Linked DNA regions of Homo sapiens: region 2 is linked to region 1. A link is a loop called in an ENCODE intact Hi-C map of the cell type or tissue named here. Cell type or tissue: Caco-2. All regions are shown on one strand. Each heading gives the region's core, and the rest is flanking DNA. Links, peaks and the distances in the headings are about the cores only. Region 1 overlaps NIPBL-DT (NIPBL divergent transcript). Region 2 has its middle 3.4 kb from the start of SLC1A3.

Region 1 (5,390 bases), core at 172-5,171:
ACTAAATTCTTATTAGTGAATGTAATAGCTACACTGTAGTCAGAATAGTTTTCAAACCAGTTTTATGGTAAGCATCTCCTAAAGAGCCAGATTTCACAACTATGATGTTTTACAGCAATATTGTATACAGAATGAAAATCCAAAAGATTTAATGTAAACACAAAATTAAACTTAAGCATGATCATTTCTAAGCTCCTAGCCAAAATGGACATTCAAAAGTTTTTACAGAAATTCTGAAAGATGTGCAATATGTTCTTTAAATTAAAAATACTTTTCCATCTATATTGTCAAATACTACTATAGCTCTTCTAAATTCATAATGTAAGCTATTTTCCCATACATCAAGCAAAAGTTACATCATTTGGCTAGATATGATTATAAGGAATCATCTGACTGTATTGGAGAAAGCTGATGAATGTCGATGTTAGAATTAGGAAGAAGGCAATGCCGAGTGTTAATTGTGCAGTTCTTGTAGAGTTAATTGTAGGTGCTTTAGAAGCAGTACAGAATTCAACAGTGTAAGATGGAAAGAAGCTGATAAATCAGAAACATTACTATTAAATTTAGGTTTTGGTGCTGCTTTTTTAAAGAGAAAATAAAATATTTCAAATGTCTAGAGAAAAATGTTAAAAGCAGTATACATGTGTGGGTACAAATTCCTGACTAAACTTTTATATTTAAGTTTTTAGCAAAAGAGAAATTCTTTACTCAAACTTCCTGATTTTGTTCACTGGAAGCCACTTTTTTGATGCTTTTCCTAATCTGTCACCACTCCTTACTCTGGAATAAGACAAGAAATGAGCTATTTTCTCACCAGCCTTTGTTTGGTTTTTGAGTTTATTTATTTATTATTTATTTATTTTTTTGAGACGGAGTTTCACTCTGTCGCCCAGGCTGGAGTGCAGTGGTGCAATCTCGGCTCACTGCAAGCTCCACCTTTCGGGTTCACGCCATTCTCCTGCCTCAGCCTCCCTAGTAGCTGGGACTACAGGCGCCCACCACCACGCCCGGCTAATTTTTTGTATTTTTAGTAGAGACGGGGTTTCACCATGTTAGCCAGGATGGTCTCTATCTCCTGACTTCGTGATCTGCCTCCCTCGGCCTCTCAAAGTGCTGGGATTACAGGCGTGAGCTACCGTGCCCGGCCAGAATCTTTTAGATTATTAAATGAAAACTAGATAAAACAGAAATACCTATACTACATATCATAGATGCTGAAATGTTGACTTTGGTGACAAAGTTACTAGTTTTTATTGGACTTTGACATGAGTTAACCCATTACTATGTTTATCAATAAGGAATAGTTCATGGTAAAGCTATTGCACTTTATTAATTTAATGTTTAAAAGTTCATAATAGCTATTTTTCATGAGTGGAAACATTTAAAAGCTTAGGCTGTTTATGCAATTCTAATAGCCCATATTCATCACAACTCGTGTGTAAAGGAAACAAATAATTAGAAGTAGTAATACTGGTGGCATTGAGGGTTTTTTGGCATTAAAATGTCTCTAGGCTGGGCGCAGTGGCTCACGCCTGTAATCTCAGCACTTTGGGAGGCCGAGGCAGGCGAGATCGCACCACTGCAGCACTCCAGCCTGGGTGACAGAGACTCTGTCTTAAACAAACAAAAAAAAATGTCTCTAGGACTGATGAGCTGTACATCTTGGATATTATCGCTGTGATTAACTGACTTGACACCAAATGCCAATTTATAAAATAATGCCAGTATAATATAGCATTATAAAAGAATATACCCTTCAAAAAGTTTAAAGTCTACTTTCTAGTACTCAAAATCAAATAATTTGCTTTTTATTTTTTATTTTTTGGCTGGAGATCGGAGTTTTATTATAACTCAAATCAGTCTCCTGGAGCATTTGGGGATCAGTTTTTAAGGATAATTTGGTGGGTGGGGGAAGGCAAGTGAATAGAGTGTGCTGATTGGTTGGGTTGGAGATGAAATCATAGGGAATTGAAGCAGTCCTCTTGCTCTGAATCAGTTCCTGGGTGGTGGCCACAAGATCAGATGAGCCAGTTTATTGATCTGGGTGGTGCCAGCTGATCCATCAAGTGCAGGGTCTGCAGAATATCTCAAGCACTGATCTTAGGAGCAGGTTAGGGAGGGTCAGAATCGTGTAGCCTCCAGCTGCATGACTATTAAACTATAATTTCTAATCTTGTGCCTAATTTGTTAGTCCTACAAAGGCAGTCTAGTCCCATAAATGATTTGCTTCTAAGTATCACTTTCTTGAAATCACTGGTGGCATACTGAATTTGTATGATTGTTCATATATCAATGAAATTAAATCTTTCAATAAAATTTAAGAAGTTTGTCTACTTCATAATGAAGATATGCTCCACGTCCTATGGAGATAGTGCTTAAGAAGTATATTTTTGAAAGGAATAAACACATGAGTAAAAGTATATATGGTATGTTTCCACAAACCTTGAAACGAGTAAGGGGCTAGACTAGCTAATTCATTTGGTTATTCAACTAAAAATGTTTGGGTCTTTACATTTATTTTGATGCAGTTAGCTAACGCTCAGCTCTTATACTTTTACTTCAAATAATATATAGATCACATCTATTCATTCAATATGCACCCATTCTATCAGGCATTTTGAAGTTCTTAGACAAAATTAAATAAACTGACATAATCACTTAGCTACTAGATTCCTCCAAACATCTCTCACAAAACAGATATTACTTTATTTGTTGTGTTTATAAACAGTAGTGGAAACAATTCTGTTCTCTAATTTTAAGCTGAAAAATCATGTCCTTATTAATTCACTGTAATAATTTTTTATTAAATTTTATCCCTTATTTCTTAGATTAAATGCACATAAATTTGATGTACAACTTTATAGTTTTAAAATGTGTCTATTTATGGCCTAATTTCAACTTTAAGTGAAAATGGAATTATTAAGAAATATTCACTGTTACATTTGGCTAGCAATTCATCATGGCATTAAGGTACTGTTTTCCATGGTTTTTCCATCTTGGGTTATAATACTGAGACATTTCACTTGTATAGTTCTGCATTCAATTTTTCTTCCAATTTATTTCCTGCAAGGTAATTCTAAGTTATAATTGTCACTGTATCCTTATTTGATACATTGGTCGCCTTTCTCTCCTTATGACTGTCTTTTTGGTAAACTCAAAAAGTGAGCAGGGGCCATACAGTTAAATTCAAAACAGGAAGTCATATGATGTTCCTTTATACTCCTACCTTTCATGATTGACTTGGCTCCCTCTGCTGGTTAGTAATATAATTCCTTTCTTAGTTCAATAGGGTATGTGTTAACATTGGTGAAATATCTGGGGTGAATAAGCTTGGAGTTAGAGCTTCTTATATGTTGATTCTCTAGCAAATTTTGTGTTTAGCTAAGGTTTTAACCAACCTAGGCCTTACTTATCTATAATGGAAAGGGACTTGGTATCACATGCCTGAAAAACAAAATTTTTATTAATGCCGTCTTAAATAGACTTGCCAACATTACAATACTGAAATCTACAAATAGCAAATAAAGTGAAAGAGTAATGAAATATTTAAATTGTATTAAAATATTTCAGTATAATATAATCCTTAACTTATTTGCTTTCTGGTTAGATACTTTTCATTCTACTCATGCAATATAATGCCTCCTTTTTAAATTCTATACACAATTTCTTCCTTCTTAAGTTTCCCCCTTTTAAATCCTATACACAAGTGTAAGTACATTTATTTAAATATATAGAATGAGTTGGATGGCAAATGAGAGTTACCTATTTAAGAACTTATTTACTTTGGCTAGAGAGAAAACACTTATTGAAAGTTTATTTTTCGGAGGGAGAAAGAAGTTTCCACCATTTTCAGGGAGTAATTTGTTCCTATGATAATTACTCTGTGAAAGATAGAAATTTGCTTTGGTCTGACTTATTAATAAACACTTGTTTTAAGATTGAAGGGAAGGTGGGAAGAAATAGAAACAAACATATATTCTGCCCCATGTTTATTATTGTGCTGTATCGGACATTTTAGATTGGAAAATGTGCTACAACAGATCAGTAATAGTCACAGATCTACACACAACAAATGTAGGTCCACTAGGAAAATAATTCCTCCTCACAACTTTAACCGTATTTGACATTTCTACTAACAACATAACTTTATTTCCTACCCTTTGCCTTAAGATTACCTTTCTGAAACCAGTATCAGATCTCTAAAATAGCCTGGTACTTCCTCTAAAATCCTTCACTAGTTCATAGGCAGTCAGATCTTTCTAACATTCCTTTTTTCCCCATTTTCTAAGGAAAATCTGAACTGTAGATTTTTAAAAACAAAAACAAACACTTTTTTTGGCCTGTAACCCACAATAAGGAATATGTTTTACAAGGTAATCTAACACATATACACATGAACAAATGTTTACTTAAAAACACATACCCTTACCATCTGTGATGTACGCTTTTATTTTCTATTCTTTTCTCTATTTTAAATAAAAAATGCTAGTCATAATGCAATAAATTAATTTCATGACCCATAGTGGTACCATAATCCACAGTTTAAAACACTGGTCTGGAGCAGATGCTTTGACTGCAAGGTAACCTACTCAAGAATGCTGTTAAAATGAGCACCATAAGCCTCTCTTCATACCTATTTTAGATGTTTTAAGTTTTTAACAGATTTTATATTCTTCCTTCATAAATACAGTAATTTTTTAAATGATGTTTTTCCAGATTAGTTCAGTATTAAAATACTTGACTAGTTTAACTCTGGTTCACATGCAGAGTATGTGTAGGTTCCAGAAAGATTAGGCTTTCATGAAACTTTATGGTCTTAAATAATTTTACATTAAAATACTTCAGAAGTGCATTTTTTGAGGCCCTTCCCTCTGTGTAATTCTTATGCATTACACAGTGAAACTTGTAGTATAATGTGGAACTGGTCACTTTGATTTAGTAACATAAGGTATAGATGCATGAAAACATAAACAGTAAGGCCAGGCACAGTGGCTCACGCCTGTAATCCCAACACTTTGGGAGGCCGAGGCCGGGGGATCACGAGGTCAGGAGATGGAGACCATCCTGGCTAACACGGTGAAACCCCATCTCTACTAAAAGTACAAAAAATTAGCCGGGCGTGGTGGTGGGCGCCTGTAGTCCCAGGTACTGGGGAGGCTGAGGCAGAAGCATGGCGTGAACCGGGAGGCGGAGCTTGCAGTGAGCCGAGATTGCACCACTGCACTCCAGCCTGGGTGACAGAGCAAGACTTCGTCTAAAAAAAAAAACAAAAAAAAACAAAAAAACCATAAACAATATAGGAGTGTCATAGGATTATAAATAGATGGCATGGATAATAAAATCTACAAGTTTAGAGAAAATTCGTAATTATAGGTGAGAAGTATTAATGA
Region 2 (5,390 bases), core at 205-5,204, 270 kb before region 1:
AAATCTACTGCATGTCAGCAAACAACTGAGGCCTGGGGTACGAGTCAACTAGTCATCCTGCGTTAATTCTATTTCAAGCAAGTGTGATCCATCCTTCCTGGGGAGGCAGTGGGATGAGGAAGGAGGCTTGCATTTGCTTCTTCTATGACTCAAAAATGAACTGCCTCATAAGGCAATGGGAATTCCCTGCCTGGCCAAGGAAAAGGGGATTGTTAAGCATTCTGAAGGCTTTCTTCCCTGGTCTTTCAGCTTAGAATCAATCCATAGGCACGACATTCACAGAAGATAGAATTTGACTCAGGAGCACAGCCCAAATCTTGAATGTATGTTTTAACGCTTAAACTAACTTTATTCTAACCTTACCCCCAGATTACTATGATTGCATCCAATGTCCAAAAGTTATTTCAGCCACTAAGGTTGATTTGTGCTCAAGGCCCAGTTTCCACCGTTCACCCTGTTTTCTCAACCCAAAACTGCATTTTCTGTTGCTTTAAAAATTTGCATATTTTCTCAGTGCCTGTTTCTGACTTACAATAAACAATACCCAGACCTCCTGCCAAAAAAATGTCCAAATGCGAAATAGTTGCTATAATAGTCGTTTCTGTGATGGCAACTTTGAGCTGTGTGCTTTTAAATTATAATTACTTTTTTCCTTACAAAAGATGTGTATCTGTCTTGATTGCTGTAATTATGATTCTATACCAGCAAACAGTTATAAAAGATTCATGTCATCACTGTGCTTCATAAAACCCATGCCCCTCAATAAGCTTCCTTTGGTACTGTATTATGTTTGTGTTTAATTTGTGGCAGGGAAATCCTAATGAGAAGCCATTAATCACTGAGTGTATATAAAAATTTGTGTCCTTAACTAAACAGACCAAAGTGGATATGGCAAGCCCGTTATTGGCATGACATGATTTAGAATCAGGAAAGCGATTTGAGAAAAACAATCTAGTCTAACCTAGTTTTACGGATGACATTCAGAACTGGGAAAGGAGAGCATGTGGCTTAGTGACTGCACACATAATGGGACCAGGAGCCCAGAGATCCAGGTTTGAAACCTGAACTTGGCACTAAGGAATTATGGCACAAACTGACTTGACTTCCTCATTCATCCTCGCTTCCCAACTGTGATGTGTAGAATCCACACATTAAGGAGGTGCCTCACCCAGGGAGCTACCTGGGGGCAAGAAAAGGGGGACACTGAGGTAGGCTCTGAATCCCACCCACCCCCCATTCAATTAGAGCAGCCACACTTGGATTTATTTTACATTGTAATGATTGAAGAAGGAACTCATTGGCTTTTTTTTTTCCTTTTAAGTTTGATGTTTACTGACTTCCTTTCTCCAAGTCTTAGAATTGGAAATGGACTGATGAACCCTCTTGTGTTTGTGACTGTGTTGCATCTGTTTATTGGTGCAGCAACTCTTTTCTGAGCACCTTCCGTTCTGGTTCCTAAGTATGCAGTAGTTATCCATACAGGCCCTGCCCTCAAAGACCCTGCAGTCTAGACAGGGAGAATTGCAGCACAAAGTGGTAATGACTCTGGAGATTTAAACCCAGGGGGCCTTGGGAGCACATAGGAAAGGCAACCAAGCCCGTTGGATTTGGGGAGTGGGAGGAGATTAGAGTTGACTCCCCAGAAGAAATAACAGATTGTAGGCCTTCCTTTTAATGTTCTTTCCTTTCTTTTCTATCTGTCTTTAAAAAAACTCCTGGGGGCTTCTTTTGGGAAAAGATGAGAAATCAACATGAAGAACTCTTGTCTTAGCGCTGACTATGATCCCCAGCATATTACTCAATCCCTACTGATCTCCAACATCTGGGTCTACAGGACCAGTAATAATAGAGTAGAATAGACCTCAAAGTATTATCACGAAGATTAAATTAGATAATGTGTGTAGAAGTACTTAAAAAACTATAAAGCCCTGTAAACATGTCTGCTGAAGGCTTCAATTCCAATCAACCTACATAATCTTTTCCAGCTAAACGGATATTCTTGGTTCTACAAAGTCTTGACTCATGTTGAGCAACTGGGGAAAATGTCACTTTTCAATATAAATAATAATTGATAACAATAACATGTGTGAAGCCTTCATTAAAAAGCAGACCCTCTTTAGCTTTAGAATGGAGAAAACATGTTGTTTTTTAAGGCATCATTATGTCCACCTGTTGGATCACTTGTGAGAAAAATAACAGTTGGTGTAATTTCTTGCCACGTGGGAATCTATTTGGGGGGGTTCCTCTTGCTGGTCTTCACCTTTGTGTTGGTGTTCCCTAGGCTTCTGCCCTTGCTCAGTCCTCTTCTGAAACCCCATCAGAGGTCAAAACAGAAGAACTTGCTAGAGCCACATGCTGATAACTAACTTGAGTGAAGTGAGCAGGACAAGTGGGCTGGAGAGTGCACACTCCACCTACAGGAGGCAGCCTTGGCTCAGTGTCAGCCGACCCCTTCAAGGGCCTTGATATTCTCAAATGGTCAGTATTTTTCAGTGTGAATGTGAACTCACCTAGTTTGTAAATGCTCCTCCTGCCCCTTGACTTCCTAACCCAAGTCTTAGTCACTTCAAGGCTTTGCATTTTACCTAAAACGAAAATTACTTCCCTGCTTAAATCCTGTGGCTGGCTCCCCATTGACTAGGAGTGGAGTTCAAGTTGTAAATTCGGCCCCTACTGGCCTGTTCTCCAGCAGGAACCACTACTGGCTCCCTGCCATGCCACACGATGGCTGCTATGGGCAGGCACCTGCTAGAAACAGTGTACACAATGTGGATCCAGGCACAGCCCCTTCTCTTAAGTTGCTACCAGTCTTTTTGACATACTAACTGGTAAATAGGCCTCAGCACACAGCGATCTCATAACCTTCTGTTGGGCCCTGTCCTGGCCCACTGCTTAATAATTACGATGCGTTTATGGACTCCTTGAGGAAAGAAACTGGTATTTGGAACACAGTGGTTGCTCAATGTTTGTTGAAAGAATAAATGAATGTGATAAAGTTAATTTTAGTTCACCTCTCTGTAGTTGGATGTTTTTAGGTTTCATATGACTATAACTTTAAAATAAAACCTAGTTATTTAAAAATTCAACTAACCAGACTTCACCACAGGTTTTTTTGTTGTTCTGCTTTTTACATTCATATTTAAGAAGAAAAAAAAATCAAAACAAAATGGAAGACAACTACCACAAGTTCTTCTACACCTACTGCCTCTAACACATCCACTGTTACACTCTGGGGTTAAGTCAGGTCCTGTTCATTGTCTTAGCATTCTACAATTTCCAAATTCTAGGAGGAGAATTGACATTCATGATGATCCTAAAATGCAAGCTATTTAAACAAGGAATGATTTTAAAACCATCATTAAATTAAAAATCAACTTGGAAAATATTGAAAAAAGATTAAAAGGTTTTCTAATCCATTTTGTTGCTCAAAAAAAAATCCAATTAACCAAAATTTCCTAATTTTGAATGGTGAAGTTTGACTGGCCTGTACCATGCTAAGATCAGCACGTGCTTATTACCGTAATCTCTTGTTCTTCAAACCAATAAATGCTCCCTTTAAGGACAGGTTGGATTTGGTTATTTCTTGTTATACTGACATTTTTTCCCAAAGAAAGAATTTACTGATAACATACTTCATCACACAATGTTCACAGAAAGATCTTGACAGATTTTTTCAGCAGGAACAGCATTTGCTGCTGGTGTTTGTGTTTTTTTCATTTGATAATACTAACATTAATATGATCCCCCAGCTTCTGTGTCTCCCACCCTGAGTAGCTTTAAATGAAATACAGCATACAGAGACTTGTTCATAATTTCTTGATCTTTCATTTATTTAGTGTTTCTAGAAGGAAAAAAAAAGATGTTTTAAAGCTCAAGGGACTTAACTATAAAGTAGAGGGGAAAAGGTAGAAATACGCGTTGAGGAAACCCAGGAGGCCCCCAGGCATGACTTTTGCTATAGCTTTCCAGAAAGAGAAAGTGGTGCTTAAAGAAGTAATTCCCAATGTTTCCCTCCAGACTAAAATTGGATGAACTCTGAACTGAGACTCTTTGCATCTCATTTTCTCATTAGGTTTTATTACAGCCAACAAAACTTTCAGTGGTGAATTACTTCCCTTCTCAACAGAATACCAGACTCCCATAATGTCTACACAAACTGAAATAATGAAATGGTTTTTAACCAAGCTTTAGGGATTAGAGAGGAAAAAAAAAGTGAAAAAGAAAGGGCACCAGGGTCTTCCCATCTCTATGCTAACCAAAGTGTGGTTTTCCAGCCCTTTTTCTTGCCTATTAACAAAAATAAAAACAAAAAATGGAAATGCCACTGGGCTTGAAACCCCATTTAAAATCAGATTTCTCTTTCGAGTTCCCTTGCAATACAAGTCAAAGTCATTTCCACCAAAAAAAAAAAGCGGTGGGGGGGGGGGGTGTGCAAATTAATCCTAAACTCATGGCTCAGATAGGACCTGGTATAGTAAATAAATGCTTTTAAAAGTAGTCATGGCATTGAGAAATGGCTCCATGCACCTAAACCAGAGGCACCAATGTAAAAACTAGTAATTGTGTTTTAACACAAAAGATTGAAAAGCGTTTTGTTTCACATCCTAATATTATTCCACCCACTTAAAAAGAGTTACTTAATATTGACTCTGTATTAGGTATAAGACAAGTTCTTGCCCTCAAAGAACTTATAATTTAGTTGAGAAACCAAAACTTAACATGAGCTTAAAAAGAAGGATGCAGTACAAAACATGGTATAATTAAGTGCTAAACAATGTAGTATAGATGCTCAGTGACCTAGGAGATCAGAGGAAGGGAAGGGTCACTGAGGGCTGGGAATGTCAAAAGCATGTACTTTCAGTAAGTTCTTAAAATGATAGCATGTTAGAAAGCTGTTATAATTGCTGCTGATTTGTAATTTTAAAGCATTGACATGATTCACCATTGCTTTCCAACCAGTAGCTGTTTAAAAGGACATACAGTTGAGGGTGAAAGGAGATATTTCTTTATGATCTCCAGAGATTTGTATTGAGGGGAAAAAAGACATACTTTCTTGTTGAATAATAGACCAAGAATTGAGCATATTTTGCATGGGGAATATTAAATTCAGTGAACAAGAATCCAAACCTCAGGCTGTGATTCTGGTATAAATTTTTGTTTCTAATGAACCATTTTCTTCCTTCTAAAGAAGATTTAAGTTTTGGGAATAAGTCACCTCAAAAAAATTTTTTTTTATTTTCTAATATCTATTTTCACAATTTATTTTTCTTTTAAGAAAAGTGGACTAGAAGCTCAAGTTACCTTCTCAAGGCAATGAGAATTTTTTAGCTCTAAAAAAGTTGTGTGTGGTAGGGAGAACATTTAGCATCCTTTAAAATGGAGACATCTGA

What was found. A loop is a pair of places that touch in the nucleus more often than their neighbours do. Peaks named below come from ENCODE experiments on the same cell type or tissue, not always from the same donor. Only the 100,000 strongest peaks of a DNase experiment are listed, where the experiment ranks them.
Region 2: a loop joins it to region 1, with 3 times the contacts of the local background. A loop is called at or near these places in 2 of 110 quality-filtered maps.

Annotation. Positions count from the first base shown.
Region 1 is chr5:36,867,389-36,872,778 of GRCh38, forward strand. It overlaps NIPBL-DT (NIPBL divergent transcript), which reads right to left. Exons shown (of 1, transcript NR_046262.1): 1 at 3,973-5,390. Among named protein-coding and RNA genes, the nearest start is that of NIPBL-DT, 6.6 kb to the right of the region's middle. In Caco-2, for the core only: a CTCF peak has its summit at 3,254 (motif pointing left); no DNase peak of the experiment used is centred there.
Region 2 is chr5:36,600,491-36,605,880 of GRCh38, forward strand. It overlaps a transcript of SLC1A3 not described here. Among named protein-coding and RNA genes, the nearest start is that of SLC1A3, 3.4 kb to the right of the region's middle. In Caco-2, for the core only: a CTCF peak has its summit at 2,433; no DNase peak of the experiment used is centred there; H3K4me3 peaks cover 199 bases.